Regions from separate parts of the Homo sapiens genome. Here region 1 is linked to region 2. A link is an interaction called in ENCODE POLR2A ChIA-PET data of the cell type or tissue named here. Cell type or tissue: CD4-positive, alpha-beta T cell. All regions are shown on one strand. Links, peaks and the distances in the headings refer to the core of each region. The heading gives the core; the rest is flanking DNA. Region 1 overlaps LOC105369325 (a long non-coding RNA gene). Region 2 holds the start of LOC105369326 (a long non-coding RNA gene).

Region 1 (14,713 bases), core at 4,625-7,124, 66 kb before region 2:
ATCAAGCTTTCTGCAATGATAGAAATGGCCTGTATCTTCCTGTTTAATAGGGTCCACGTGGCCTATATCTGCCTGTCCAGCAGCAACCAGCCAAATGTGTCCATTGAGTACTTGAAATATGGCTAGATAACTGAGTAAAATTTAAATTTAATTTTATTTAAATTTAGACTTAATTTACCTAAGGTTTTAATTTAAACTTGATTTTAATTTAATTTACCTAAGATTTTAATTTAAATCCTAAATTAATTTAAATTTAAATAGCCACATGTGGCTAGTGGCTACTATATTGGATAGCACACTCCTAAGCCTTTCCCCAGTTAGGCATTTGGGTCTCAGTGGGTGATTTATATTGATTTGTATGAGCTCTTTATTTATGATGGCTACTAATCTTTTTTATGTTTGTTGCAAAGATTTTACCCCACTTGCTATTTGACCTTTTTTGTTCAGGTTGTTTACAGGGTATCAAAATGTTAGGTAGCCAAATCTAGTGATCTTTTTTTTGTGGTTTCTCCCATAGCTTTAGGGTTAGAAAGTCCTCCCCCACACAGAGGTTTGATAAATACTCTCATCAACTTTTTTCAAGTCTTTCTGTGATTTTTTTTTCCTTTAGCTCTTTAATCCACCCAGAGTTAATTTTGCTGTGTGCTATGAGGTACAGCGTGTCTTAGTCACCTCTCTGCTTGGTGCAGAATATGTACCGAGTATATTTTATCTTAGATGGGACAGTTGGGTGCTCTGCTGGTTGGGTTTGGGTGGGTGGTAGGTAAGCAGGATGAAATTAGATAGTAAGTAAACTACTGCTATTTAAAATATTGATCTCTTTTTAAATTTTGTTGTTTATGAAGACTTTAATGACAAAAGAAAATGAATCTGATACAGTGTTGTTTTCAAAGAGAGATGCAAAATCACACCTACAATGTAATATGAACCATGTTTATAAACGCAATTAAAATATTGGAAGAAATATCCCAAAATACTAATGGTAATTGTCTCTGGGGGGTTGGTATTTTTTTTCCTGCTTCTTAACAATTCTATACTTCCCCAGTTGACTACAGTAGTTTTGATTATCTGAAATATTATTAAATACAGCATTTGGAGAAACAATGCATGATCACTTCCTACCTCTAACTCCCCACAGCCGTCATCCACCAAGTCTGCAATTCGCACAGCCACGCTCTGTGCTTAGGGCAGGCGAGTTGGCAGGGAAGGGTCCTCCCTGGCTTTCAGTTCAGGCTGGGACTGGAATTCCTTTGTAGTCACTCACAGCATGTGAGTTTCTTGGGCAAGTGATAGAACTCAGGACTGTTTCCTCATTCCTAAAATAAATATTGTAACAGCTTTGCACAGGGCCAGTGAGGATATGTTTCTTTGTTAATTATATAGGCGTGTGCACACACACACACACACACACACACAGTATATGTATGTGCAAAACTGCAGATATCATCAAGACGCATTCAAAGAGCACCAACTTACATTTATTTTATTTTATCTTATTTCTTGCTTTTTTCATTATTGAAATATGTGAAGGATATCTTTTATTTTTTTTCAATTTGACCAACATACATTTTTAAATAGCAACATTCCATCTTCCTATCACTCCCACCGACCCCACTCCTCAGCTGTAACCACCACTAAAAATTTGATCTGAATCTTTATTTATTTATTTGTTTTACAAAATGGAAATGGGATAATATTATACTGATTATTATATAATTATTTCTTTTTTTCCACTTTCCAATAAATTGTGTGTGACTTTCCATGTTGATACAGGCAGATTTATGTCATTCTCTTTAATATCTGCACAGCCATCCATAACATGAATGTGCAATAATTTTTTTTTGAGATGGGGGTCTTGCTATGTTGCCCAAGCTGGGCTCAAACTCCTGGCCTCAAGCAATCCTCCCACCTCAGCCTCCCGAGTAGCTGGGACTACCATGATTTATTTTATCCTTCTTTATCATTCATCAACAATTTGTCTGCCTGTTACAAGGAGAGCACAGCAAACATGTCTTTAGGCACCTGTGTTTAGTATCTTGTAGGATGGATTTCCAGATATGATGCTGCTGCATGGATATGAACATTTAAAAATATTGAAAGATAATGCCCAAGTTGTTCTTTTAAGAAAGCTGAACCATTGACATTATTACTGTCAAGGAAGAAAAGCTTTGATTACCTTCCACGTCCTCAATTCTGAATGTTACCAATATTTTTTGACTTTTACTAATATGGTAGGTATAAAATATCATGAGTTTTAAATTTTTATTACTTTAATTAGTAGAGAGATTGAACACTTTTTAAATATGTTTTGCATCCACAAAACATTTGTGTTTCTTCATTGGTTATCTATTCATATTCTTTACCTGTTTTGGTGGGGGTTGTCAGTCCTTTCCTGGTGGATTTGTAGGTGCTCTTTATATATAATGGATATTAATCCTTAGTCTGTTGCATGTGTTGAAAATATTTTCTCCCAGACTGTCATTTGTTTTCTACTATTTATTTTTTATGATATCTTCCACTATTCATACATTTTAAATTTTCATGGGGTCCAAATTCTTTCTCTTCAGGATTTTTAGTTTTTATACTATGCTAAGAAAGACATTTTCCACATTCAAGTTATAAAAAATTTTTCCCCTATATTTTCTTCTAGTGTCTTTTTTTATTACACAAATCTTTAATCCAATTGTACTTTATTTTTGAGTAGGTGTGAGATGTGACTTGTTTTAATTATTTAAAATTAACTCTAAAGTTTTTTATTTTTCAGTTTGTTTTCCCCAAAAAGAGAACAGCTGCTTCAACATCACTTTTTGAAAATTCCAGGTTTCCTTCCACTGCTTAGGATTAGCACTACATCATTGAATTTTAAAATAAATGAGATGAATTTCCTTTTCTGAATTCTTCCTTCTTTTCCATTAATTAATCTGTTCCTAAAATGGTATACCCAGTTTTAAATTGTGTAAATCTTTAGATTGAACTATAATCTTATTATGGGAAAGGACATTACTCGTCTGCTTCTAACACTTCTTAGCTATCCTTCTTCATTTTCAAATAAATTTGTCAGATCTCCCCAACTCCCCCCAATCCCATTAGATTTAAAGTTCAGTGAATTTCTGGATTGATTTGAAGTAGAATCAACATGTTTACAATATTGAGCCTTTCCACCAAGGATCTGATATTAGACTAAATACAGTTTATTCTCTTGGGTTCAATTTCCCCATTGGTAAAGAGAGGAGGTTGGATTCGATTTGAAGTTTCCTTCAGGCTCTATAATGAAAATCAACAATAACAGCAACAATGATGACAGCAGTCATTATCAGGCCTAAAGCCAGGCTGGACACGAGGGGAGAAAGCTATGGAAGACATAATCCCCATTCCCCAGGAGTTTTTCATCCAGAGGGAAGATGTAGCATGTATGAGAAATTTTGACCCAAATGTTCAGTTAATGTGTTTCAGATTCATGGGCAGAAGTAGATTTTTTAAAAAGAAAAAGCCATTAATAAATGGCTGGAGGGAGCTGCAGCTGTCAATCTGGCCAAAAACATTGTTGAGAATGCTTTGTGCGTGGAAACTTTTTTCACTATTTTTAGTGAAATCAAAATATGAAAAAAGGGAAATAAATTTAGTAAAAATAAAAATAACAATGGTGCCTGTATCTAAAAATTCCTAGCCCACCCCACACCTTATTTTAGTGGCTTTCTATTTTTATTTTGTATTTTTATTTTTCTTTGAGACAGAATCTTGCTCCGTCACCCAGGCTGGAGTCCAGTAGCACGATCATGGTTCAATGCAATCTCTGCTTCCTGGGTTCAAGTGATTCTCCTGCCTCAGCTTCCTGAGTAGCTGGGATTACAGGTATGCACCACTACGCCTGGCTAATTTTTGTATTTTTAGTAGAGATGGGGTTTCACCATGTTGGACAGGCTGGTCTTAAACTCCTGGCCTCAAGTGAACCACCCTCCTCGGCCTCCCAAAGTGCTGGGATTACAGGCGTGAGCCACTGCGCCCAGCCTTTCTATTTTTAGTGACCAGCTAGTTTGGCTGAGTGTTTGCCTCTGACACAGTAAGAATGTGTCCAGGCTTGGACTCAGAGCTTCTCAGGATCAGATGAAACCTTGGAGACCAAACTCTATCGTGCGGATCAGGAAAATGAGTCCCAGAGAAGGGAAGGGACTTCCCCAAGGTCACACAGCAAATTAGAGGCAGGAGGACTCCTGAAGGCGCTGTGGGTGCCTTGTGGTTTATCCTGTTTCCCTCCTGGCCTCTGGAATTTGGGGCACAATTCTTCTCTGTCAGGGACAATTGCAACCCTGGCCGCCCCAACTCCCAGATGGGGAGCATGAGGGTCGATGGAGGGTCTGGTGGGTGGGGAGTGGGGACTGTGCCCCAGTAGAGCAAGCTGCTACCACTTCCTGCTGATTCAGGCCTCTTGGGAAGCCCTGACTTTTATCGCCAAAACTCCCCGTGGTGCACCGTACGTGAGGCCTGGAGCCCTGGCTTCGGATCCCGGATTGGATTCTGACCTGAGCCTGAGCAAGTCTTCTCTCTCTGGGCCTGCAGAAAGAGGACACCTGAGCAGATGGCTTCCATGTCTTCCTACCAGGGTTCCCGCCCACTGGAGCCAGCTGGGCTGTTTTATGGTGTCTGCCAAGGGTTGGGTCTTCAGCTCTGTGTGTCCATCCTGGTGGTCTGGGTGTGACCACAGTCCGAGTGTGTGTGATGGAAGGTGATGGTTTGGCAGTGGTGACTGAAGTGGGCTCCAGGGTCGTGGCAGAAGATCAGGGAGGAGGGGCACAACAGCCTCACAGTCACGCTCACTGTGAAGCCATCTTGATGCACCGAGAGGCCCATCTCCCAGAAGTGCCCAGCCCCCTGGCATCTGGCCACATGCACAGGGGACCAAGCTGTGCCCAAAGAGAGCTAAGTCTCCCAAGTGACTCAGTCTAACAGAAGTCCTTGACTGGTGTCCTCACCTGGCAGGCGGGGAGCTGGCGGAGAATGGGACTTGGGCCTTATGATCTGAACTCCTGTGGACTGGCCCTCACCCTCTAAAGGCAGGAGACTGAAGCCCAGCAATATTGTCATCACCTCCCTCTGGTGAGACTGCCCCAGGCGGGCCCCACTTCTTCCCAGAAGCTGACTCCCCCTTCCTCTGCACGATGAGGAGGAGTCCTCTGGCTTGTCTAGTAACCAGGCCTCAGGCATTCCCGACTCAGTCTTTCCCTCTTCTCTCTCTTTAAAAATAGCTTCTTTGTTTGGAACACAGCTGCACCTCCACCCGCTGAGAAGCCCAGCTCACGTTGAAGACATTTCTTTCCAAAGTAGTAACATAGGTCATCTTTGCGGATGGCTCATTCATTCATTCATCCTTTCGCTTAATAAGCGAGTACTAAGCACCTGGCCTGGGCTGGGCACCCTGAGTACAAAGTGGATAGAACACAGTCCACCTCATGGATCCAGATTCTACCTGGAAGCCTGGCTTTCCTTTGCTGGTGGCTGTAAGGGGTTTGGTAAGGGGTTTCCTCCAGGCTGTTGGGGACCTGCCCAAACATTCCTTAAAGAGCAGTGGGATCCTATCTGGAGGCCCTGCCATGGGTGTGGCCCTGGAGACCTGCAGGGGAATCCATGGGTCGAGGCCACCTGCTGGCTCTTGCTTCAGACCCTGTCCCCTAAAGCAGGACCGGCTCCATCCCCACAAGGCCCACTGGGCATGTCCCACTCGCAGGCCTCTTCTGCCTGTGATCACCGGCTTTTGGTTAATGGCAGTGACAGTGCGGCTGAGCCCTGGTCACCGTGAGGGCCACACTGCCCTGTCAGTCAGGGTGGCCCCCTGAGTCACGTTCACATTTGCTGAAGGAGCCTCTAGTCCTCACCTCTGGTGGGTGTCTCTCCTCCCTCAGAGCCGCCACCACCACCAGCTCTGCAGGAAGTGGTTCTTTTCTCTCTGTTTCTCCCCCCTCAGTCACACACAGAGGCTTGGATGGAGGTGTCAGGCCCTCAGCTTCGGAGGCTTAGAGGCTGCCTTCAGTGGGCAGGTGCTGGGTCTGGCTGGAGAGAGGGCCCTGGTGGGCTTGGCCCATCGGGGAAGTCTCTGGAGCATTTAAATTTGTTTTTCTAAAATGCATGCACCTTTACTGTTTTATTTACTAAAAATATTGATATATGCTAGTCGTAAAATTATTCATAGTGGAACAGGAATGAAAAGAAATTAAAAACTGTGTAATCAAAAACTCAGCTGAATGTAAGAAAACCCAGTTCCCCTTGAGGAAGAGAAAGGGCTGGAGTCCTTTAAAATTAACTGCCTGTTTTTCTTTCTGTGGCCAGTGAGACTTATCTCTCCCTTTCCCAGGCATTGTGAAGACTCTGTTTCTCTAGCTGTGCAGCTTCAAGGTCACTTGACAGATAATCTCAAGTCGTAAAACATGTTGTTCCTTAAAAAGTAAGAAATGATGTAATGCATGTCTCAGTTGAATAACTGTCTTTGTTTCTCACTTCTGTAATATGCTTCCCTCTGCACAGATTACCCCCCCCGCCCCCGCCCAACAAAATGCTTAAAAGGTAACCGGACTCTTTGTTTGGGGCTCAGTCCTTTGGATGTTAATCCGACTGGTTTGGTGCACCTAAATAATTACATAATTCTTCCTCAACCCCTCAGTCTCTCTGATTCCTTAATTATCCCACAGCAATAGAATACAGAAAAGAATGAAAAAGAGAGTGAGCTCCCTCTAGGCTCACTAGCAGCAGTCACCATTACTGCACCTGATATACTTCCTCCTAGACACTTTTTTTTTCTTTGAGATGGAGTCTTGCTCTGTTGCCCAGGCTGGAGTGCAATGGTGCGATCTTGGCTCACCGCAAGCTCCGCCTCTCGGGTTCATGCCATTCTCCTGCCTCAGCCTCCCTAGTAGCTGGGACTACAGGTGCCCGCCACCACACTCAGCTAATTTTTTGTATTTTTTAGTAGAGATGGGGTTTCACCGTGTTAGCCAGGATGGTCTCAATCTCCTGACCCTGTGATCCACCCACCTCGGCCTCCCAAAGTGCTGGGATTACAGGTGTGAGCCACCACGCCTGGCCCTAGACACTTTTCTTTGCAAACACGTACATTTAAAAAAAACACACACACACGAATGGGCCCATACAACACAGAATTTTAGGCTCAATGTCATTGCCGGCTTTCCGAGTTAGGAAATGTAGGTGCACATTCATTGTTTTCAAGGGAGTCATGGCGTATAAATCCCATTCCCCTATCTGGGGACACTGAGAAGGTTTCCATTGTCCTCCTCTCACCAGCACTGCTCTGCCAAGCACCCCGTATAGCTAACCCTCACTGTTCTGTGTACACTCTTTCCCTGATGGCTTTGCAATAAACCTCTAGGTGTAGGGCTATGGGGTCATGGGGACATGCACTTAAAAAGCTCAGGGTATTATTGCCTCCTGTGTTTTCAGCAGAATCTGCTTTAGGTTGGTTGAGGGGAACCCAAACAGAATCCCCTTCTGTCCTCCCAGGCCCCCTTGAACCCTTTAATCCCTTCTGCACCCCCTCCCCAGTCCCAGTCTTCTTGTTGCTGGTGGACTCATTTTCCCCTGTTGCAAGAGCCTCACTGGTTTTGTCTGTCCTCCATCCAGCACCGTCGTTGTCATCACGATTGGCTTGCAGTGCTGGCCTGGAGGAAGCAGGTGGTAGGGACAGGGTGAATCTGAGCAATGACCAAGCTTGCTGTCAGGATGGGTGTTCTCCTCCCTTCTAAGCTGTGTGTCTTTGGGCTGTTGCCTGGCTCTCCCAGCCTACGCAACAAGGATGCTGAAACCTTACAGGGCTTCAAAGCTATTTGTACATTGTCAAAGGCAGGGCAGATGTGAGGGAGACAGATGATGAAGGAGGCAAGAGGCATCTTGAGGCTTGGAACTGATGGATCTCTTGTTCCCACCACTAAGGGGACACAGGGACCTGCTGGAGACACACTGGGTACCTGGAGTTCTGCCCTGAGGGGGGCACTGAGGGGCCAGAAGAAAGGGGGAGAGCTTTGCTGTCAAGCCTGTGGTTCCAGAGGGAGGTCACTGATCCTGATTCATTCACTTATTCAATAACTTACTAGGTGCCTGCTATGCACGAGGCACTGTCCTTGGTGTTGGGAGACATGGCAAGAACAAAACAGACCCCAAACTTTCCTGCCCTCATGCTCCTTACAGTCTAACCTGGGGCAACTGACAATGAACAAAATAAATAAGTAAAAATATATTGTGTGTCCAGTGGCAATAAATGCTACGGAAGAGACTAAAACAGGAGAAGAGAAGGGGGAAGGGGGAGGGAGGGGTGGCGATTTAAATAGGGCTGTCCAGGAAGGCTCCACCCAAGGCGAGGAAGGGAGTTGAGGGCTCTCCAGGGGAAGAGCCTTCCAGCCCAGGACCAGCAAAGGCCCTGAGGCTGTCCAGTGTGTCCGATGGCCAGCGTGACCCAAGTGGTGTGAGCAGGTAGAGCAGTAGGCTGTGAGGTGGGAGACGTCATGGGTGCCTTTTACATGGGATCACTCCACATCCAGCAGGGAGAACACCCGGAAGGGAATGAGGGCAGGAAGCAGGAAGGCAGGTGAGGAGGCAGAGAGGACGGTGGCCAGGATCAGGGCGGTCGCAGTGGAGGGGGTGGGAGGTGGCCAGAGTCTGACTACATCTCGAAGGCAGAACCCATAGGATTTCTGGCTGGATTGCAGCTGGGATGTGAGAGAAAGAGGAGTCACAGGTGACACCACAGTTTTTGGCCAGAGCACCTGGAAGGATGGAGAAGCCCTGTCTTGAGATAGGGATGGTCAGGAGTTTGCTTTTGGCCATATGACACTTGAGATGCTCTCGGACACCCAAGTGGAGATGCTGAGCAGACAGGGCTGGGTATGAGTCTGGGGCCCAAGGTGGGTGGGGAGAAAGAGAGAGAGAGAGAGATCCAAGCTGGGAACATATTGGTGTTACCACGGTGGATTGGGAGGGATGGGGGTCGTTGGCAGCAGCGCACGTGAAGTCACTGCCACTGCCTGGCCTTTCTCTGCCCCTCAGTCGTGCCTCAGAGAAGAGAGGCAGACATATCTGCCCCGGAGCCCACCCAACTTGGCCCGCCTGCCATTCCCCTCCCCACCTCCCCTCCTGCCTTCCTTTCGTAGTCACCTGTTGTCTAAGTGTGGGCTGGGGGAGGGCGTTGCTGTTTTGGGTTCTCTCTGCCCCCCACTGAACAGAGGAGAGTGCACGGGAGGCCATCAACGCCAGCCCCATCAATCTCGAAAACTAGGTCACGCTGGAGCCTGGGGCCTCCACACTGGGCTCCAGCCACATCTGTCATTGACCTGAGACTCATGCATCCCTGCTCCTGGCAGGCACCATCTGTCACCCACAGCTCCTCTGTCTGTGCTCAGGATGCAGAATGGCCGACTCCTTTGCTGGTTCCAAGCACAGGCCATGGAAAGGGGCCTTGTGTTCATTGCATTTTTCACAGAGAGACTTATTCCCCAGGCTGACTGTCCACTGTGACCACCAGGAAGTTCAGTGGGTTTGCAAGGGCCCCAGTCTCCTATTTCAAGCTATCCTCCTGCCTGGGCCTCCCAAAGTGTTGGGATTATAGGCATGAGCCACTGTGCCCAGCCATAATCAGTGCTTCATACCATCAGATCTGGTATGTGGATTGAAACCTGTTTGTTAACTCGGATCTACACAGAGCCAAGCAGTACAAGAACTTGGAAACTTGGTTGAGTTTTTTAATCTTTTATCCAGGTTTTATCCAGGTTTTAACCTAGATGCTCACTGGGTAGAATTTAAGAGCTCAGGGAAGATTCAGAACCCAGGCAAAACTGTTTCTGGCTGAAGCTTTTCGTCATTTGATCAAGCATATGTAAGGTTAGCTCTGAAAAAGAAGTGTAAACACTGTTAATGATTTTTAAAAATGTAAAACTTTTTTTATATATATTGCATGCACACACACGCCCACACACCCACACACACATACACCGTGTAACCTCCACCCAGCTCAAGATCTAGAACATTTTCATCCCCCATTAAGGTTCCCTAGAGCCTCTCCTATCAGCCGCCCCCTCCCACCAAGAGCTAAGCACTGTTCTGGTCTCTCACTATGGGTCTGTTCTCCAGCTTTCCGTAAGTAGTGTTTTGAATTGCAGCGTATGGACTCTTCTGTGCCTGGCCTCTTCAGCTCCTCATTATACCCATGAAATTCATCCGTGTTTGAGTGTAGCAGGAGTTCCTGCTTTTTAGTTGCTGTGTTGTGCTTTATTGTATGAATACCACATTTTTTTAGTGCTAATGATTTTACTTAAGCAACCTGAAGACGTAGATACTGTGTCTTTTTCAGGATTGTAGCCACAGAGCCTGGCACGGACTTTGTCGAATGAATGAATGAATGAATGAATGAATGAATTGCATTATTGCTCTTACTTTCAGTGGGCTTTAGCCGGGGCTGGGTTCTATCCTCACAGTGTGGCATTGTCACCATATTCATAGACTGCCTCTCGGTCATGCTGGGCTTCTCTATCGAGGGCCTAGTAGTTGCTCATGAAAAGCTCTGGGGAGGACCTCTGGTCCGCAGTCCCTGCCCCACCCCTGCTCTGGCCAGGGCCTGTCCTCTCTATCAGCCCCGTGGCAGAGCACCACCTTGTTATAATCCTGGTTCTGGGGTTGCTTGAGCAATTAACTGATGTGAGCCCTTTCCTTACCTTGGGGAAAGGGATGGAGACATTCCTGTATCGTGTAACCTGAAGTCATCAATGCTTGCTGCAGGGGGGAGGTGCCCAAATCAGAGAGAGGGACTGGACCCAGAGCCCCGCTGTGTGACAGTGGCCACACCACTGCCCTCTCTGGGCCTTGCTTCCCTCAGCACAGAGAGCCTGGCTTTGTCTCACTTCGAGTTCTTTCAGGGCTTTGGTTCACCTTTGCCACAGTTGGCTTGGGAGCCTGTAGGATGGGACAGGTGGGTGATGTTCCAGAATGTTCTGCCTCTGTTAGCTGTTGGGATGGGCCAATGGATCCCGAAGCTGCGGTCCCAGAGTTGCCTCTCCTGGCAGAAACCTGTTGCTCAGCCACGCATGTTGCCGATTGGGCCACATCCCCCAGCTCTGCCCCGGCCCTCGTCTTTGATGGTGAAATGTGAAATCAGGAAGCGGCGAGCTCTTGAGTGAAGTTGTATCGAAATGAATCCATCAAGGCAAATGGGATCTTGATTTTTCTTCTGTTCCGTGGTTGCTGTTTCCTGAGTTGGAAACGCGAAAGGTGACAGGGTGCTTTCAATAGAAAACGGAGTGAGATGGATGATGGAGTGAACGTGGAGTGGGCATGCGAACATGAGGCCCTTGGTGGGGAAACGGGTGCCTCCGACAGGCACTGCACCTTCCAGCTGCGTGCACTGAGGCTGGTCTACGCAGGCCAGACATCTGGGGGGGCCCAAGTGAAGAGAGGCAGAATGTCTAGGTCAAGTTTGTCCAACCCGCATCCCAGGACGGCTTTGAGTGTGGCCCAACACAAATTTGTAAACTTTCTTAAAACATTACGAGATTTTTGTGTGTGTGAATTTTTAGCTTATCAGCCATCGTTAGTGTCAGTATATTTCTTTTTTCTTTTCTTTTTGTTTTGTTTTGTTTTGAGATGGAATCTCACTCTTGTCGCCAGACTGGAGTGCAGTGGCGTGATCTCAGCTCACTGCAACCTCTGCCTCCTGGGTTCAAGGGATTCTCCGGCCTCAGCCTCCCGAGTAGCTGGGATTACAGACGCCAGCCATCATGCCCAGCTACTTTTTGTATTTTCAGTTGAGACGGCCAGGCTGCATGTTGGCTAGGCTGGTGTTGAACTCCTGACCTCAGGTGATCCGCCCGCTTTGGCCTCCCAAAGTGCTGGGATTACAAGCATGAGCCACCGCGCCCTGCCGTGTCAGTGTATTTCATGCGTGGCCCAAGATAATTCTCCCAGTGTGGCCCACGGAAGCCAAAAGCTTGGACAACCCTGGCCTAGGTGTTTTGTCTACACAGTAACAAATATGCAACACGCATATGACTGCTCTGTGTGCTCCCGACAGCATCTCTACTCCATCATAGTATGCGTGTCTGCTGAGTTCAGACGCGGCTCAGACTGATTCTCTGCATAATCGGTGTTTCTTTTTCTTTTCTTTCTTGCTTTCTTTTTTTTTTTTTTTTTTTCGAGACAAGGTCTCACTCTGTTGCTCTGGCTGGAGTGCAGTGGCACAATAATAGCTCACTGCAGTCTGAACCTTCCAGGCTCAAGTGATCTTCCCACCTCATCCTCCCGAGTAGTTGGCACCCCAGGCACACACCACCATGTCCAGCTAATTATTATTATTATTATTTTTTTTTGTAGAGACGGGGTCTCGCTATGTTGCCCAGGTTGGTCTCAAACTCCTCGGCTCAAGCAGTTCTCCTGCCTTGGCCTCCCAAAGTACTGGGATTACAGGTATGAGCCACAGTGTCCGGCCATAATCAGTGTTTCATACCATCAGATCTGGTACATGGATTGAAACCTGTTTGCTAATTCCAGTCTACATGGAGCCAACCACTATGAAAACCTGGAAACTTGGTTGGGTTTTTTAGCTTTTATCTTGGTCTCTGGCTTGATTGAATGTAGATGCTCATGGGGTAGAATCTGAGCGCTCAAGACACGACCACCCAGTGCCTCCTGAAATATCACTGTTAGTCACTCCTTAGGGTGCCCTTTCAAAGTAGGAAATGCGGGAATCTTTTTGAATAGCACCTTCGTGTGGATTTTATAGCCTAAGAAAGGGTCCTGGGATAGCAGCAGAGCTGGGAAACTTTGGGAAGGGAGAGAAGGAAAGATGGAGGGCTCGACCCTCTCTGCAGACTTCCAGCCGGGGGACCAGCCCTGGATTGAAAAACAGGCAAGTGGCCAGGCGCGGTGGCTCACACCTGTAATCCCAGCACTTTGGGAGGCCGAGGCAGGCAGATCACCTGAAGTCAGGAGTTTGAGGCCAGCCTAGCCAACATGGTAAAACCCTGTCTCTACTAAAACTACAAAAATTGGCTGGATGTGGTGGCACGTGCCTATAGTCCCAGCTACTCAGGAGGCTGAGGCTGGAGAATCACTTGAACCTGGGAGGCGAATGTTGCAGTGAGCAGAGATCACGCCACTGTACTCTAGCTTGGGCAATAGAACGAGACTCCGTCTCAAAAAAAAAAATATAGTAAAATAGGCAAGCAATGATGAAGAGGACACATAGCAACAGGGCCTCTCACATCCACAGGTCACTTCCCAGTGTACAAAGCGCTCTCATTTAAAAGATGAGGAGACAGACACAGAGAAGCTCAGCCAGGCATCAGTGCCACACAGCAAACAGGCAGAATTGTCAAATGTGACCCTAACACCCAAGACCTTTCCACAGCTGAGTGAAGTGTTGTCATAGATCTCCTAGTTGTCAAATTACTTTCCTGCTTTTTTTTTTTTTTTTTTGAGACAGAGTCTCGATCAGTTGCCCAGGCTAGAGTGCAGTGGCGTGATCTCGGCTCACTGCAACCTTCGCCTCCCGGATTCAAGCAATTCTCTTGACTCAGCCTCCCGAGTAGCTGGGACTACAGGCGCCCGCCATCATGCCTAGCTAATTTTTTATTTTTGTAGAGACAGGGTTTCACCATGTTGGCCAGGTGGTCTTGAACTCCTGACCTCAGGTGACCCGCCTGCCTCGGCCTCCCAAAGTGCTGGGATTACAGGCGTGAGCCACCACCGTGCCCCACCCTTTTCCTGCTTCTTTCCTGACCACACCATCAGCAGGTCTGTAACTGCTGCTTCTCTGCAGCGTCCCAGAACTAAGCACGTGAATGGCACACGTGAAATAGAAACATGATGTGTCTTTCTCACTCGTGGTCCATGGGGCTTGGCCCCATCTCCCCAACTGGAGGGAAGCTTCTCGTGGCACCATGATCTCGGGCTGTCCCCTCTGCCCACCTCCAGCCTTCCTAACAGTGCTCCATGGTTCAGTGTGGCTTCAAGTTGAAAACATGGTGGGCAGGAGAGGTTTTGGGGGCTGGGAGTAAAGTGAAGTGGTTGACCTGGCCACTGTTTTTTAAGCCTCTGCGACTGGTTTGGTTTAACACTGAAGTGGAATCTGTGTATTAAATGCTGTAATGCCTTAAAATTAACTCCCCCGAGAGCATCTGCCTAATTTTTCTCCTTTGGCTCTATGTAAGTTGCCTTGGCAGGGTCTCTGCGAATCTTAGTCTTCCATATGAAAAAGTACTGCTTGCTAAGTATAGCTTATATCCTGAGCCCCAGGGAGAAAATAGAGAAAAGATTTCCGGTAAAATCAACCTCCGTAGAAGTTCAGTAGAGGGACCTCTTCACACTTGCCCCGGTTCTGATCCTGCATGAACAGTACTTTATCCTCTCCTCCTCTTCCCTGCTGCAGTCTTATGCTCCATGCAGTCCCTCTTCCAGGGAGCTGCTGGACTCATCTCCACGCAGTAGGAGTCTGGCTGCATCACCACTGCCCTCCTCTTACTGGAAACGCTTCAGTCCAAGTTCTGTAGCTCTGTGCCCTGACTCTGCCCTGTCTCACACACACCAGGCAGGTCACGTTGGTGGATTAATGGGACTGGATGAAGGGGACATCAGGCAGTGGAAGTGGCTGTACGGAAACAGGGTGAAGGCTACACCCCATCTAAAGAGAACCAACCCAACTCTGATTATTGCCATGGAAGAATATGGC
Region 2 (14,713 bases), core at 2,901-5,400:
GTGGTCTGTGGAGCAGCAGCATCGGCATTGCCTGGGATCTTGTTAGAAACGCAGACTCTGGAGCTCTGCCTCAGACCTACTGAATCAGAATCTACATTTTAACACCCCCACCTCCCCCATCTCCTGCTTATCAAAGAGAGGCACTGGCTGGTCCAGAACCTTCTGGCCCCACCTGGACAGACCAACAGCCTCCTCAGAGGCCTCCCTCCCTTCAGTCTCCCCTTGCTGCTTGAATGCAGGTGGCCAACTCCCACTCGGGAAGAGTCTCACTTTTAATGTCACCTCTTCCGGGAGGTGGTCAGCCTTAGCCTACAGCTCCGCATGGTCTGCTGCCTCTAGACTCCACCTGACTGCCTTTCTTGGGGGCATTTACCACTTTCTCTCCTGAATTATGTTTGTCTCAGTCTCATCTCCCCTCCTGAACTGTGACATCTCAAGGGCAGGGACCACCTCTCCGGCACTAACTCCAGGCTTGGCGCCCAGTAGGCCTATGGTGAGTGTTGGTAGTGACCGGGCTTCAGTGACTCCGCCCACTGACCTGAGCACACCGCGCCCGCGTCCTCTTTGTGGCCGCAGTAGTGCTGTCCTGGCAGCCCCGGGCAGTCCCACAGGTAAGCTTCGGCCCCCGAGCAGTTCACCTGGTCCCGGTGGATAGGCCCGCGGCCGGGCGTGAAGTGCAAGCCGGGCAGGGCCTGGACTGCCCAGCCGCAGCCCAGTTGCCTGCACACCACGTGGGCGTCCTCCAGGTCCCAAGTGTCATCGCACACTGATCCCCACTCGCCATGCTCCAGCATCTCCACGCGGCCGGCGCAGGCGCCGCCACCGTCCACCAGGCGCAGCGCGCGGTTCTCTAGGGGTGGGAGGGGGTTGTGGATGCTGGGGCACCCGACCAGGAAGGGAGGGTTGGGGTGATGGTTGGACTGGCCGGAGAGTTGTGAGCGTGTTGTGGACCCAGTGAGAGGGCTGTAGCCCGGTAGGCAAGACTGGGAATCCCCCCAGGACTGCAGATGGGTTAGGTAGAGCCGCAGGCTGGTGGGAGGGACCAGAGACCTGGTGGGCGGGGCCTGGAGGGCAGGTTTGGGAGCCTGGGAGCCACAGCGCTTAGGGACCCTGTGAACCTGGCATGTTTATGTATATGGCGAAAGGGGAGGAGAGACCCAGAGCGGGCGGGGACAGGGAAGCGGCGGGCCCAGTAAGTGGGGTTAGAGACCGGGTTAGCTTTGGGAACCCAGGGGTGGGACTAGGAACCAAGTGTGGGGGTGGAGTCTGGAGGCCAGATCCAAGGAAACGCTCAGATCTGGAAATGACTCGAGGTCGTCCTCCGGTGTGGGAACCCGGTGCGTTTGCACTGGTAGGCGGTGGGGGTGGAGGTCTGGAGGGCGAGGCTTGCGTCCAGGGTCTGGAGCCAGGGGCAGTGGCTGAAGGCCTGGGGAGTGGGGCAGGTGGGGGCCCGTGTAGGGGGTGCGCTCGTACCTGCACAGGTGACACGGGCCCGCCTCCCGTCGCTGCGGCACGCGTGCTCCACCACCTCGCAGAGCCGCCACTCGGCGCCGCTGCACAGGAGGGCGGGCGCCCCGGCCAGAGTGGCATTAGCTGCTACGCTGGTGTTCCCGGCTGCAGGCGGGGGCGGCAGCTCAGGGGTCGGCGGGGCGAGCTGAGAGGCGGCCTCCGCCCCGCCGCAGCCCAGTGCTCGGCACACGGCCTCGGCGGCGCGGCTGTCCCAGAGCGCCCCGCACGCGGGCTCCCAGGACGCCTCGAGCCGCACCTCCACCGTCCCGCTGCAGCTGCTGCTCCCGTTTGTCAGACGGACCGGAAGCCGCTCCCCTGGAAGTGTCAGACCAGAGAGCTGAGACCGGTGGGGCCTGGGCAGAGGGTTGCCCAGGCTCTGCCACTGACTCTGTGCGTGAACTTTGACAACGCCCTGCCTGGCTAGGGGTCTCAGCTTTCCAGTCTGCAAAATGGAGCCGGGCTGGCTCATCCCTGAGCCCACCTTGAGGCCTGACCCTGTGGTTCTCCTTAGAGTCAGCCGAAGGTGGGGCTTGGGAGTGACTCTAGAGGTTAAGATGGGTGACAGACAACTAGGGGTCCAGCCCCCTAGAAACCCTCCTCACTTGCTCCTGTCTCCAGGGGCACCCGTTTGTGAAAGAAAGGCAGAGTTGTGAGTTCAGGGGCCCTGGTCCAGTGGGCGCATGCTTCCCCTGAAGGCCCCTCTGCTCCTCTGAGGGTACTGTCCTAGAGGCTGTCACAGTGACTAGGGAACCTTGGAGGATTGTGAAGCGGCTGGCCATGGGGTTGATGATGGGCTGCTTCAGCTGATGGTGGTCCTCACTTCCCCAGAACCCCTTCTATGGGAACCACCTGCCCCTTTTAGCCCAGGATTGTACCCCCAGTGCTAGCATGCATCTTTGCATACAGTAGGTCCTTAATAAACGTCTGCTGAGTAAATCAAGGACCCTGCCTCCCCCACCAAGAACTCTAGCCTGTTCTCAACAAATCCCCTTAAAATGCTCCAGGCATACCTGCCCACCTGTATGTGACTTATCAGTGTCCTCTCAAAAATGGTAGTTCTACGACCTCAAAGTGAATTGATAGTGGAACTTCAGGTGATGGGTCAGGAAGAAGTGTTGTCTGAAGTCAGGGAGCCTCCCTGGTATCCTAAATGTCCATTTCCCTTCTTTATTACCCTGGGGGACCACCTACAGAAAGCTGATCATGGACCCCCAGAGGGAATGTTTGCTCACCTGGCTCCCAGAGCTCACTCTCTGCACTGCTGGTGTTGAGCTGGTCAGGTGGGGCTGGAGATGGATGACCTGAAATGAACCAGCAGCAGCATGGTGGGTGAGTGAGCTCAGGCCTGGAGACCACAGAGACACCCTGATGAGCAGGGGGCACTTCCTGGAGCCTGTGGTGGCTACATGAGGCCTTTGGAAAAGACGTGGTCCTCAACTTTGGGTGCATTGGCCTCCCTTCAAGGTAGGGAAAGTTCTCAAACATTGGCATTTCAGGATCCTCCGCTTTACCTATTCATTGCACACACAGCTTCAGAAATCGGAGTAGAACAGGGAGGAAAGGCAGTGGGCACTGGGGCCAGACACACAAAGTGGCTTCGTGACCATGAATGGGTGACTTAATCTTTCTGTGCCAGTCCCAATTTTTCAGCTATGATTCTTAGGAAAATATTGTGAGACTGAAATGAGACAGCCTATGAAATACTTGACATATAGAAAAAGCTCGAAAGTGGGAGTGATTTAGAAAAAGAAAATTTTGTTTATAGAATTTGTTTGAGAATTTCATATCAGACTTTAGAATAATTGACACATCCTGGACTGGGAACCACTGGATTGCAAAGTGCCTTCAGACACTAAGAAACTAGCATTCATGAAGGACAGGTATTTGCATATTTGCATATATTGTTCCATTTACTTTCTTTCTTTCTTTCTTTTTTTTTTTTTGAGACAGAGTTTCGCTCTTGTTGCCCAGGCTGGAGTGCAATGGCTTGATCTCGGCTCACCGCAACCTCCACCTCCCAGATTCAAGCGATTCTCCTGTCTCAGCCTCCTGAGTAGCTGGGATTACAGGCATGCGCCACCACGCCTGGCTAATTTTGTATTTTTAGTAGAGACGGGGTTTCTCCATGTTGGTCAGGCTGGTCTCGAACTCCTGACCTCAGGTGATCTGCCTGCCTCAGCCTCCCAAAGTGCCGGGATTACAGGCATGAGCCACTACATCCAGCCTATTCCATTTACTTTCAACAATGCAATGAGGCAGGTGTTAGCATTCTTATTTTACAGATTAGGAAAAGGAGGCTCCAAAAGCAAAAATCAGTTGTCCCTGCCAGATAGGGTCCATTTATTCCACCAGAGCTACTATCCATTCTGCCCTGGGAGGCTGATCTGTTTGGATTAACCCCTGTCTTCCTGGGCCTTATGGCTTCTGTCAGATTCAGCCAATGGGGAGCCTTAGCAGAGCTAGGCAGAAGTGAGGAGAGCGAAGATGTGACACTTATTCCTCTGGCCCCCCCTGTGAGGTCCCTCGGGTAGGCTGTGTCCCTCATGTGAAGGACATTGCTTATTCAAGGTGACCTCTCCTTGACTGTCTCCTACTCGGACTCACTGACCACTCCCTGGTTGTGTCTCCTTTGGCCAGAAGTTGCTCTTAGATTCTACTTACTGCATTACCCTTTGTAAATAGTTCTTCTGTAAATAAGTCCCCTTTAAATTCCTATTCTAGGTTTCCTGGTGGGAACCCAACTGATGCGTGGGCCTGAGGCCACCCAGTGAGCAAGCTGCAGAGCCCGGATTTAAACTGTCTCCAAGGACTTGCCTCCCCTCTGGGCTGGGATGTTTGGGCTTGCAAAGCACAAAGGGAGGCTCTGGGGCAGGGACTGTTGTGGTTGCCTATGAACTCCTCTGCATTTCCTGGTTTCTCTTGCACTTAGGTTGGGCTGGTTGAAGCCTAGGCAGAAGACGTCTGCCTGCTTTTGAGCCAAAGCAGGGAAGAGGCAGTGAGCCATTTCCATTTACGTCTTCCCTGTTGAAGGATATTAGAGGCCCTGGGTTGCGGAGGAACTGCAAGAGGGAAGGGGATGTTGACCCAGCTTGGATTTTGTGTGAGTAAGGAGTAAGCCCTTATCATGTTAAACCATGAAGATTTGGGGGTGTCCTTGTTGCTACAGCCTTGCCTAGTCCGGCCTGACCGATACAGAGCCTGAAGACTCGGACATGACCACTACACATTCCTGGAGCTTCACCTGAGCAGATTCCACGGACATACCCCCTGAGCCTGAGCTTGTGCATGTGCGCGTGCACACCCTGGCAGACAGCCCTCTCCAGGAAACCGTGTGGGCCTCTTCATCATCAGGCAGAAAGTCTTCAGCCCTCTAATTGCCGTCCTCGCTAACTCCCTGGCTGGCTGCCCAGCCTGAGCCCCTGGAGGAGAAATGACTCCAAATTCAGAGCATAAACTCTGTGGCTGATGTATTAGAATGTTCAGCGCAAGAATTCAGATGCCCACAAGTTAGGATTTCAGAATCCCGGTTCCCACAGCAACCGTCCCAGTGCTCCTGCGTAGTTTTCAATGTTACTACATGGGGTGGGGGAGGGGGATTGAATGATGGCTGCAGTGTGTATGACTGTGAGGTGTGTGCATATGAGTGTGTGTGAGGGACTGTGTGCATATGTGATTACGACTGTGTGTGTGAATGTGATGTGTGTGGGGCAGGGGGGCTTTAGCTCTGCTCTGTATCATCTCTCTCTCTGGGTCTGGAAAACCACTTTCTCATGCATAAAGACAAAAATGTGTTCTCCTAGATCAGAAAACCCTAGAGGGCAGGGCCCATGGCTGGGTCAGCCCTGTGTCCCCCACAGTGTCCAAGGCAATGTTTGTTGATTGACTGAATGAATGAGCAGCAGCTGCCAGCTCCAAGGCAGCTGGTTGAAAGCGGATAACCTCGAGGGCTTTATTTTTGTGTCAAGCATTCTCCCATCCCCTATCCCAAGAAGGGAACCTGGCTTCTCTGTTCTCTGACTTCTGTGCTACAGGAACAAAAGCAGAAATTACCTGGAACCGTCTTTCCATCCAGGCCTCATTTCACAGAGGGCCGAATGGAAGATCAGCGTTTCTCAGACATCATTATCACCTTTTTTGTTTTGAGACAGTGTCTCGCTCTGTCGCCCAGGCTGGAGTGCAGTGGCACAATCTCGGCTCACTGCAACCTCCACCTCCTGGGTTCAAGCGATTCTCGTGCCTCAGTTTCCCGAGTAGCTAGGACTACAGGCGCTTGCCACGATGCTGGCTAATTTTTGTATATTTTTTGTAGAGACGGGGTTTTCCCATGTTGCCCAGGCTGGTCTCAAATTCCTGAGCTCAAGTGATCTGCCCACCTCAGCCTCCCAAATTGTTGGGATTACAGGCGTGAGCCACCACACCCGGCCCATTGTTACCACTTTTGCCTGGCCCTGTGCCTCACACTTTTCTTTAAATTGGTTCACTTTTTTGCTGCAATAAATTTATTTGAAAAGGAGCCTGCTATGGTTTGAATGTGTTCCAAGGTTCATGTGTTGGAAATTTAATCCCCCAATGACCTGTGTTGAGAAGTTGGATGTTTAAGAATTGATTAGGGCTGGGCGTGGTGGCTCACGCCTGTAAGCCCAACACTTTGGGAGGCCAAGGCGTGTGGATTACCTGAGGTCAGGAGTCCGAGACCAGCCTGGCCAACATGGTGAAACCCTGTCTCTACTACAAATACAAAAATTAGTCGGGTGTGGTGGCACATGCCTGTAATCCCAGCTACTCCGGAGGCTGAGGCAGGAGAATTGCTTGAGCCTGGGAGGTGGAGGTTGCAGTGAGCTGAGATTGCGCCACTGCCCTCCAGCCTGGCCAACAGAGCGAGACTGTGTCTCAAAAAAGAAAAGAAAAGAAAAGAAAAGAGTTGATTAGGTCATGAGGAGTCTGCCTTCATGAACGGATTAATGCTGTTATCACAGGGGTGTGTTGGTTATTGCAGAAGTGGTTTTGTCGTAAAAGTGAGAGTTCCACCGTCCCTCGCTCTGTCTCTCGTGCACTCTCTGGCCATGTGACGCCTTCCATTGTGTTATGATGCAGAGAGAAGGCCCTCATCAGATGTGGCCCCTAGATCTTGGGCTTTCCAGCCTGCAGAACTATAAGAAATAAATTTCTTTTTGTTTTAAATTACTCACTCTGTGGTACTTTGTTATAGCAACACAAAACAGAGTAAGAGCAAACTTTTACCCTTTCCTGTGAATTTGCTTTTTTACATCATTAAAGACACCTGATCATAAAAATGTTCACTGCAGATTTTTTTTTTTGAAACAGTGTCTTGCTCTGTCACCCAGGCTGGAGTGCAGTGGCGTGATCTCGGCTCATTGCAACCTTCACCTCCTGGGTTCAAGCAATTCTCCTGCCTCAGCCTCCCAAGTTGCTGGGATTACAGGCACCCACCACCACACCCTGCTAAATTTTTTTGTATTTTTGGTAGAGATGGGGTTTCTCCATGTTGGCCAGGTTGGGTCTTGAACACCTGACCTCAAGTGATCTGCCTGCCTCAGCCTCCCAAACTGCTGGGCATACAGGTGTGAGCCACCGCACCCAGTCCACTGCAGATTTTTGAATGGCAAAATGTTAGAAACAGAGTGAATGCCCATTCACAGGGGAAACGGCTGAATCAATTACGGTCCATTTACAGCATGGCATCTTATGCAGCCTTTATAAAGAATGAAATAGACCCAGATGGGTTGGCAGGATTTCCAAGCTGTGTTGAGTAGGAAAAGCAAGATGCAGAGAAGAGAATATAATATGATACATTTTTTGTGAAGCAAGGCCAAAAAACCCCCTCTGTGAACTGGTATGATTGCAGGAACATGAAGATAAGTGTGGGAGAACACACAGCAGATAATCAAAATGGAAAAATTAAGAGTGGGCTTCAGGGGAAGGGGCCAAGCAGGGCCAGCTCCACAGGCTGGTGGACTGTGCACAGGGCCCCGTGCTTAGAAGGACCCGGCCTTTGCTTGAATCCTCTGCTGTTGCCATCTTGAAATTCCTCATCATTTGTTGAACCAAAGGCCCTGCATCTCCGTTTTGCACTGGGCCCTGCAAACTATGCAGCTGGTCGTGGGACACAGTCACAGCCATGGAAGATAGGGGGAGGAAAAGCAAGCAATGAAGGTAAAAGGCTGTACTTTAAAAATCATGTATGATATGATTCTATGTATGTAAAATTAGGTATGTATGTTGATATGAAAAAAATAAGAAGATATTAAAACCTAAAGGGACGATTTATATGACTTGCTTAAAATAGAAGGTAATTGTAAAAACAAGCATACTAAAAATAAAGCCATGTTAGAGATGTTAAAAGACACATCATCGGCCAGGCACGGTGGCTCACGCCTGTAATCCCAGCACTTTGGGAGGCCAAGGTGGGTGGATCACAAGGTCCAGAGTTCGAGACCAGCCTGGCCAATATGGTGAAACCCTGTCTCTACTAAAAATACAAAAGTTAGCCAGGCGTGGTGGCAGGTGCCTGTAGTTCCAGCTACTCGGGAGGCTGAGGCAGAGAATCGCTTGAACCCAGGAGGCAGAGGTTGCAGTGAGCTGAGATCACGCCACTACTACGCTCTAGCCTGGGCGACAGAGCAAGACTCCGTCTCAAAAAAAAAAAAAAAAAAAAGACACATCATCATCAGACTATCTGATAGAATCAGAAGGAATGACAAAACATTGAAAAATAATAATTATTTAAACTTTTATTGCCACATGATTCAGTGTTATTTAATGCTAAGTTCATTTACCACCTGAAGTTATACTGTGTGCCCCTGAAAATCATCTCTAGTTGTGTCCCAAATTCTGGAAAGTGATGGAACAAGACAGGGAAGGGATGGAGGGGAGCGGCTGGTTTCAGAATAGGAGAAGAAAGAGGTTGGGAGTGCCGACCCCAGCCCAGGAAGGAGGCGGCTTTTTCAGGCCAGTCCCATGCAGAAGTCCCCGAGTGGGACAGAACCTCCAATGGGGTAGTGGGAAGAAGACTCCAGTGGAACGGGCTGCGGAGGAGACTGTAAGCACAGGAAGAATGAAGGCACGAAAGAGCCTTGTTGCCTGGAATTTGAGAAAACGGAACGGGACACTGATACTCCTGTTGTGTCACCCAGGCTCCTGAGATGTCCCATGGGCATCTGAGAGGTGAGGGACTTGTGGAGAAAGGAGGCATAGACATCGAGGGAAAGCTGAGCCTCCCGCTGGCCAGCCCAGTGTCAGAGCAAGCCTGGTGGGGAAACAAGGCACTCCCCAGAATGCCGCCCTGGCCGTGCCCAGTGACCAGTGTCAGGTCAACACCAGCTACACCTGAGGTTACTTTCTGTCCTCCGGCACTGTCAGAGGTGCTGAGGAAAACACGGTTGCATCCTGAATGCTCGTTGAGTGGATGATGGATGAAGAGATGCTGTACAGAGCCAGAGGCAGGGTGGAAAGGGACGATGGAAACATGGAGGTGGAATCTACAAGTGGTGCAGCCAGGTGCATGTGTCACCTGCTAGAAGTATAGTTAAAAAAAAAAATCAACAGAAAGTGTTTGCAAACACAGATGCCAACAGCCTTAACAACAACAGCAAACCAAGCTCTTTCAATCCAGTAATTCCACATCTGGGAACTTATCCTAAATAAAACTATCTCAAGTACCATACTGCCTGGAGACTAAAGTCCATGCTTTGGAACTAGATGGTTCTAGATTCCCTTTTCCATCCACTGGAGCCCCAGAATGCTGTGATGTGCTGGTTTTTTATATTTATATTTATATTTATTTTTATTTTTATTTTGCCATAGAGTCTCACTCTCCCTCTGTTGCCCAGGCTGGAGTGCAGTGATGCGATCTCGGTTCACTGCCACCTCCACCCTCCTGATTCAAGCGATTCTCCTGCCGCAGCTACTGAGTAGCTGGGGTTACAGGCGCCTGCCACCATGCCTGGCTAATTTTTTTATTTATATTTTTAGTAGAGATGGGGTTTCACTATGTTGGCCATGCTGATCTCGAACGCCTGGCTTCAAGTGATCCGCCCACCTCAGGCTCCCAAAGTGCTGGGATTACAGGCGTGAGCCACAGAACCCGACCCTGTGCTGTTTCTGATAGCATAATAAAAACAAACAAATAAAAACCCACCAAAAAAAAATTCAAACCGGAGACAACTGGATTGTCTAAAAGTGATTGGGGGGTTGGTTAGAAAAATATAGCACATTAAAAATATTTGCCAAAAAAAAATTTACAGGGAGTATTTAATGATGTGGGGATAAGTTTATGCCACAATGTTAAGTGGCAGAAGCAGAATACAGGGTTATGTTATAAGTATGGTTGTACTCTCCCCTTCAGTCCCCGTCCTCACCCCCCGCCATGTTTTAAGCTTCTGAAGGTTTTCCAGGACCCACAGAGAGCCCGAGTACAATCTCCCATTCTGTCCTCTCACTGCATCCTGAGATTTTTTTTCATGTGGGCCCAGCCACATTTAATTACATAGCTATCCTGGTCATGAACTGACAACCATCGGCTCACTAGATTCTAAGCATCACCCCCATATATCCAGGACCTTGCGCAGTGCCTTGCCCAGGAGAGATGCTAAAAGAATATCAGTAAATTAAATTTAATCTCTACTATAGGAAAAGAAAATACATGCCCACATGGTATTAATAAGTTTTCCTTCCTTCCTTCTTGCTCTTTCTTTCTTTCCTTTCTATCTTGCTCTGTCACCCAGGCTGGAGTGCAGTGGTGCCATCTCAACTCACTGCAACCTCCGCCTCCCGAGTTCAAGCAATTCTCCTGCCTCAGCCTCCTGAATAGCTGGGACTACAGGCATGTGCCACCATGCCCGCCTAATTTATATATATTAGTAGAGACTGGGTTTCACGATGTTGGCCAGGCTGGTCTCGAACTCCTGACCTCAGGTGATCCGCCTGCCTTGGCCTCCCAAAATGCTGGGATTACAGGCATAAGCCACTGTGCCTGGCCTGTTTTCCTTTTTTTTTTTTTTTTTTTCTGCCTTGTGTTGTTCTAATTTTTTCAAATGTTCTATATCAAATAAAAATTAAAAGTCCCCAAATAAATACACAGGGCTTTTTTCCTGGGGGGACATGTGGGCTAGCTTGAAGTACTAATACAGTGAGCTTTCATACTGACTACCCAGTCACCCTGCTCCAATGAGCCTGCAGAGAGCACCTGGGCAGACAGTGTGGCCACGCCAGCTAAAGCCATACTCATTCCCAGGGAAGAATTGAAGAGCTCATGTGGCTGGCAGGTCAGGGTGTCTCTTCTCGGCAATGTCAGCATTGTTGGGGGCACAGTGGAGAGGGTCACTGGGTTGGGCGTCAGGAGCTGACAGTTGATTTCTATCATTAACTTGCTACATGACCTTGAATGAGTTCTTTCACTTTCTGGCCCCGTTTTGTCACTTGCATAATGACAGATTGATGAGATTTTGATCTTGTCCAGTCCTTACATTCTTTGATTATAATTAGATAAAATATGTAATGAAAGGCAACATCTCTTGAGCACTTACTGTATGCCCCATAGATGATAGCGGTTATCTGTGTGCATTACATGTACTAGCAAATCCTTACAACCACCCTGTGAGGTGCATACTATTAATATCATCATCCCAGTGTCATCACTGAGAAAACTGGGACATAGAGAGCTTAAGTAAATCACCCAAGGCCACCCAGCTGGTCAGTAATCAAAGCAAAATTTGAACCTGGACAGTCTGGCTCTAGAAATCACCCTTTTAACTACTACAGCATACTGTTTTCAGTATGCTGTCAATATAGATGGGAAATCTGTCCTACACCGTCCATTTATCATCACGGAAGTGGGCCCATGGTACACAAAGCACTCATCTGTATAAACGCAGGGGAGGAGCATACATTTGAAGGGCTTAGAGATCACTCAGCCCCACTCGGAGGGAAAATCATATGGTGCTGTGTTGTCCAGTACAATAGCCACCAGCCACGTGTGGCTACTGAGCACTTGAAATGGGTTCGTGCCAATGAGAAACTCAAAATTTCATTTTATTTAATTCAATTCATTTCTATTTAATTTACAAAATGTTTTCCATTTAATTTTAAAGGCATAATCAATTCAATCATTGGAAAACCTTTTCAAATGGCCAGAGTAAGTGAGATATGTGATTCTCCTTTTTCAATTGTAACTAGTATGAAATCTAAATACAGATTGAATGTTTCTGGTGAAACTTGAGTGTCCAAATTGAGACATGCTTTAAGTGTGAAGTACAGGTTGTGTGTCAAAGACTTGGTAAGAATAAAGAATGTAAAGTATCTTATTAAGAATTTTTTTATTGATGTGTAGAAATGATATTTTGGATATATTCAGTTAAATAACATATATTATTAAAGAAATTTCATCTGTTTCTTTTTACTTTTTTGAAAAAATGCAGCTGCTAAAAATTTATTTATTTATTATTTTTATTTTATTTTATTTTATTTTTTTTTTTTTTGAGACGGAGTCTCGCCCTATCACCCAGGCTGGAGGGCAGTGGTATGATCTTGGGCTCACCGCAACCTCCATCTCCCAGGTTCAAGCGATTCTCCTGCCTCAGCGCCCTGAGTAGCTGGGACTATAGGCACGCACCACCATGCCTGGCTACTTTTTTTATACTTTTAGTAGAGATGGGGTTTCACCACGTTGGCCAGGCTGGTCTTGAACTTCTGACCTCAGGTGATCCACCTGCTTTGGCCTCCCAAAGTGCTGGGATTACAGGCATGAGCCACCATGCCCAGCCAAAAATTTAAAATTATAAATGTGACTCACATATTGACATCAGACAGTGCTGTATGGGGGGAAGGTACCTATGTACCTTACAAGGCCTTGAGTTCAAAGGCTTGGGCTGGAGTCCAGCTCTGTTCCTTATTAGTGGAGTGACCTTTGGCCAGTCACTTTGCCAGTCTGAGCCTTAGACTGTCATCCATGAACTGGAGTTAATAATGCTTCTCTCAGAAGGCTTTTTGTCAGCAAGTATTTTGTCAGAAATATTGCAAAATCTGCGGCCCAAAGGAAGAGTATCCCCAAGGCCCACGGGGAGGTCAGGCTCCCAGTGCAGCGCAGTGATCTCCCGGATAGTCCAGCTGCTGCTCTGGAGCACTGCCAGGACAGGGCAGGGTGTGCCTCTCTGCAAGACTGGCACCAGGCCCTTGTGACTAGTGTCCCCGAACCTTGGGAGAGGCGTGCTCCCTGCTAACCTGCAGACCACCGTGCATCTTGTGTATGAAGACTGGCCTTTTGTCCCGAGCAGTGATGACAAATGCTACGTGAACCCTGGTGGGCCCGCCTCCCGAGGCCCTGGCTCAGACTCCAGGTATTCAAGTGGAGCAGGACTGGTTCAGGGAGCTGTCCGGAAACACTCACCTGCCCCTTGCCCAGTGGCCGGGAAGCTGGACTGGGATTCCTGGTTTGCAGGTTTGGGAAGCAGCCAGATGGACTCCTAGTTTTCTACTCCCAACCCACACTGATGGGAGCAGCTACTTATCTCGGGCATCTGGGGTCCAGAGTGCAGGGGGATAAGGGAAGGATGTTGTGATGCTTCCCACTGCTCTGATAGGGAAAGGGGAGGCCCCAAGGCACGTCGAGCACCCGTCACAAATCTGGCACAGCTCAGCAGTAATGGCTGACATTTATTCAGTATGATTTAATTGTCAAAGCAAGACCACGAGATGGGGAAACTGAGGCACAGAGCGGTTTAGTATCTTGCCTAAGATTACACGGCTAGAAAATGGCCAAGCTGGGAATTGAACCCAGGCTGTCTGCTTGCAGAGGCCACATTCGTAACCACACCACTCCCCCGGGTTGGAATCCAACATCCTGATTTCTGCTTTGGTGATCATGCCAAGGGCGAGAGGCAGGAAGTTTTGACAACCCTGGAGGCTTTCCAAACTCCTTTCTCCTCTGCAAGTGTCAACCAGCACTGAGTTTAGAAATGATAACCCACCCTTCCCCCGCAATGGTGACACAACTCAGAACCCAAGATCCAGGGACTCATTTCCCAAAAGATCCCAGACTCCAAAGATAAGCAACAACTAGGAAACCTTCCTTCTCCGGGGCAGGGGGTCCTGGGTGGCATGTGTCATCCCACAGACCTCACAGCAGGGAAAAGATGAGACTTAATAGTCTCACCTCGCACTGCCCCCACCCCTTCCCCACTTGCTCTCAAATATGGGGCTCACTCCAGCACTGTCTAGGGCCTGAGGATGCATCGGCCAATTGGAAGAGGAGGGCCAATGAATTTAGGGGAGGAAGCTCTGAGTGAGAGGGTGCTGGAACTGTCCTAACTATTTTCTTTTTAGAAATGCCCTTGGTATTGTTAATGGTGAGCAATTAATAAAACAACTAGAAAGAAGGGAACGCCTGTAATTCCATTAAAATTAGAAAGATGCGGGCTGGGCCTGGTGGCTCACATCTGTAATCCCAGCACTTTGAGAGGCTGAGGTGGGTGGACTAGCTGAGGTCGGGAGTTCGAGATCAGCCTGGCCAACATGGCGAAATCCAGCCTCTACTAAAAATACAAAAATTAGCTGGATGTGGTAGTGCATGCCTGTAGTCCCAGCTACTCAGGAGGCTGAGGTAGGAGAATCGCTTGAATCCGGGAGGGGGAGGTTGCAGTGTGCTGAGATTGCAGCACTGCATTCTAGGCTGGGTGACAGAGCAAGACTTCATTTCAAAAAAGAAAAGAAAGAAAGAAAAAGAAAAAAAAAAAGACGCATGCGCTGGCTCATACAAGTAATATAATTCAATTGGGAGGGGATAAATGTGTTCAACCTTTGAGGGGACTTGGACTTGAAGAGCCTGTGACACCCGGTTGGGCTGAGTTTACTTTGTCAAGAAACTGAAGCTGTCACAGGCTCAGTCACACAGTGCTGTCCTAGCCTGCAGAGGTGACTGGCTGCTGTGACTAGACCAGCTTATACCCACTTGGCTCTCCAAGGCCAGGAAGGCTAGAGTGACTTCTCTCCCCTGGCGCCCAGAGGAAAGTCAGCAGTTTGGTGCTTTGGTATTATTTTACATGTACACTTATCTCCCGAATACCTGTCCCAGTTCCTAGCACGTGGAACAAGTTCAGCAAGTGTTAATGAAACGGAACATAGATCGGTAATAAACTCATTTCTCAGCTTTCAGGAGAACTTGGCTCATGTGCTTTCATTTTCTTGAGAG

The links. ChIA-PET counts read pairs that join two places held together with the same protein. Peaks named below come from ENCODE experiments on the same cell type or tissue, not always from the same donor. Only the 100,000 strongest peaks of a DNase experiment are listed, where the experiment ranks them.
Region 1: POLR2A ChIA-PET joins it to region 2 with 5 read pairs; 9 of 35 experiments call an interaction of 5 or more read pairs at or near these places.

Annotation. Positions count from the first base shown.
Region 1 is chr11:61,062,601-61,077,313 of GRCh38, reverse strand. The region is part of intron 1 of LOC105369325 (a long non-coding RNA gene); the gene reads left to right. It overlaps LINC02954 (long intergenic non-protein coding RNA 2954), which reads right to left. Exons shown (of 4, transcript NR_186234.1): 4 at 9,717-9,883. It overlaps LOC124902677 (a long non-coding RNA gene), which reads right to left and starts at 3,602. Exons shown (of 2, transcript XR_007062690.1): 1 at 1,123-3,602. In CD4-positive, alpha-beta T cell, for the core only: no CTCF peak of the experiment used is centred there; a DNase peak (open chromatin) is centred at 5,913; H3K27ac peaks cover 1,759 bases.
Region 2 is chr11:60,994,671-61,009,383 of GRCh38, reverse strand. It overlaps CD6 (CD6 molecule), which reads right to left. Exons shown (of 13, transcript NM_006725.5): 2 at 2,742-2,810; 3 at 1,474-1,824; 4 at 539-850. LOC105369326 (a long non-coding RNA gene) reads left to right here and starts at 1,273. Exons shown (of 2, transcript XR_950155.3): 1 at 1,273-1,337; 2 at 4,439-6,022. It also overlaps the pseudogene TRA-TGC10-1. RefSeq lists a silencer at 1,471-1,670 and an enhancer at 1,412-2,120. In CD4-positive, alpha-beta T cell, for the core only: no CTCF peak of the experiment used is centred there; DNase peaks (open chromatin) are centred at 4,403 and 4,863; H3K4me3 peaks cover 1,025 bases; H3K27ac peaks cover 1,905 bases.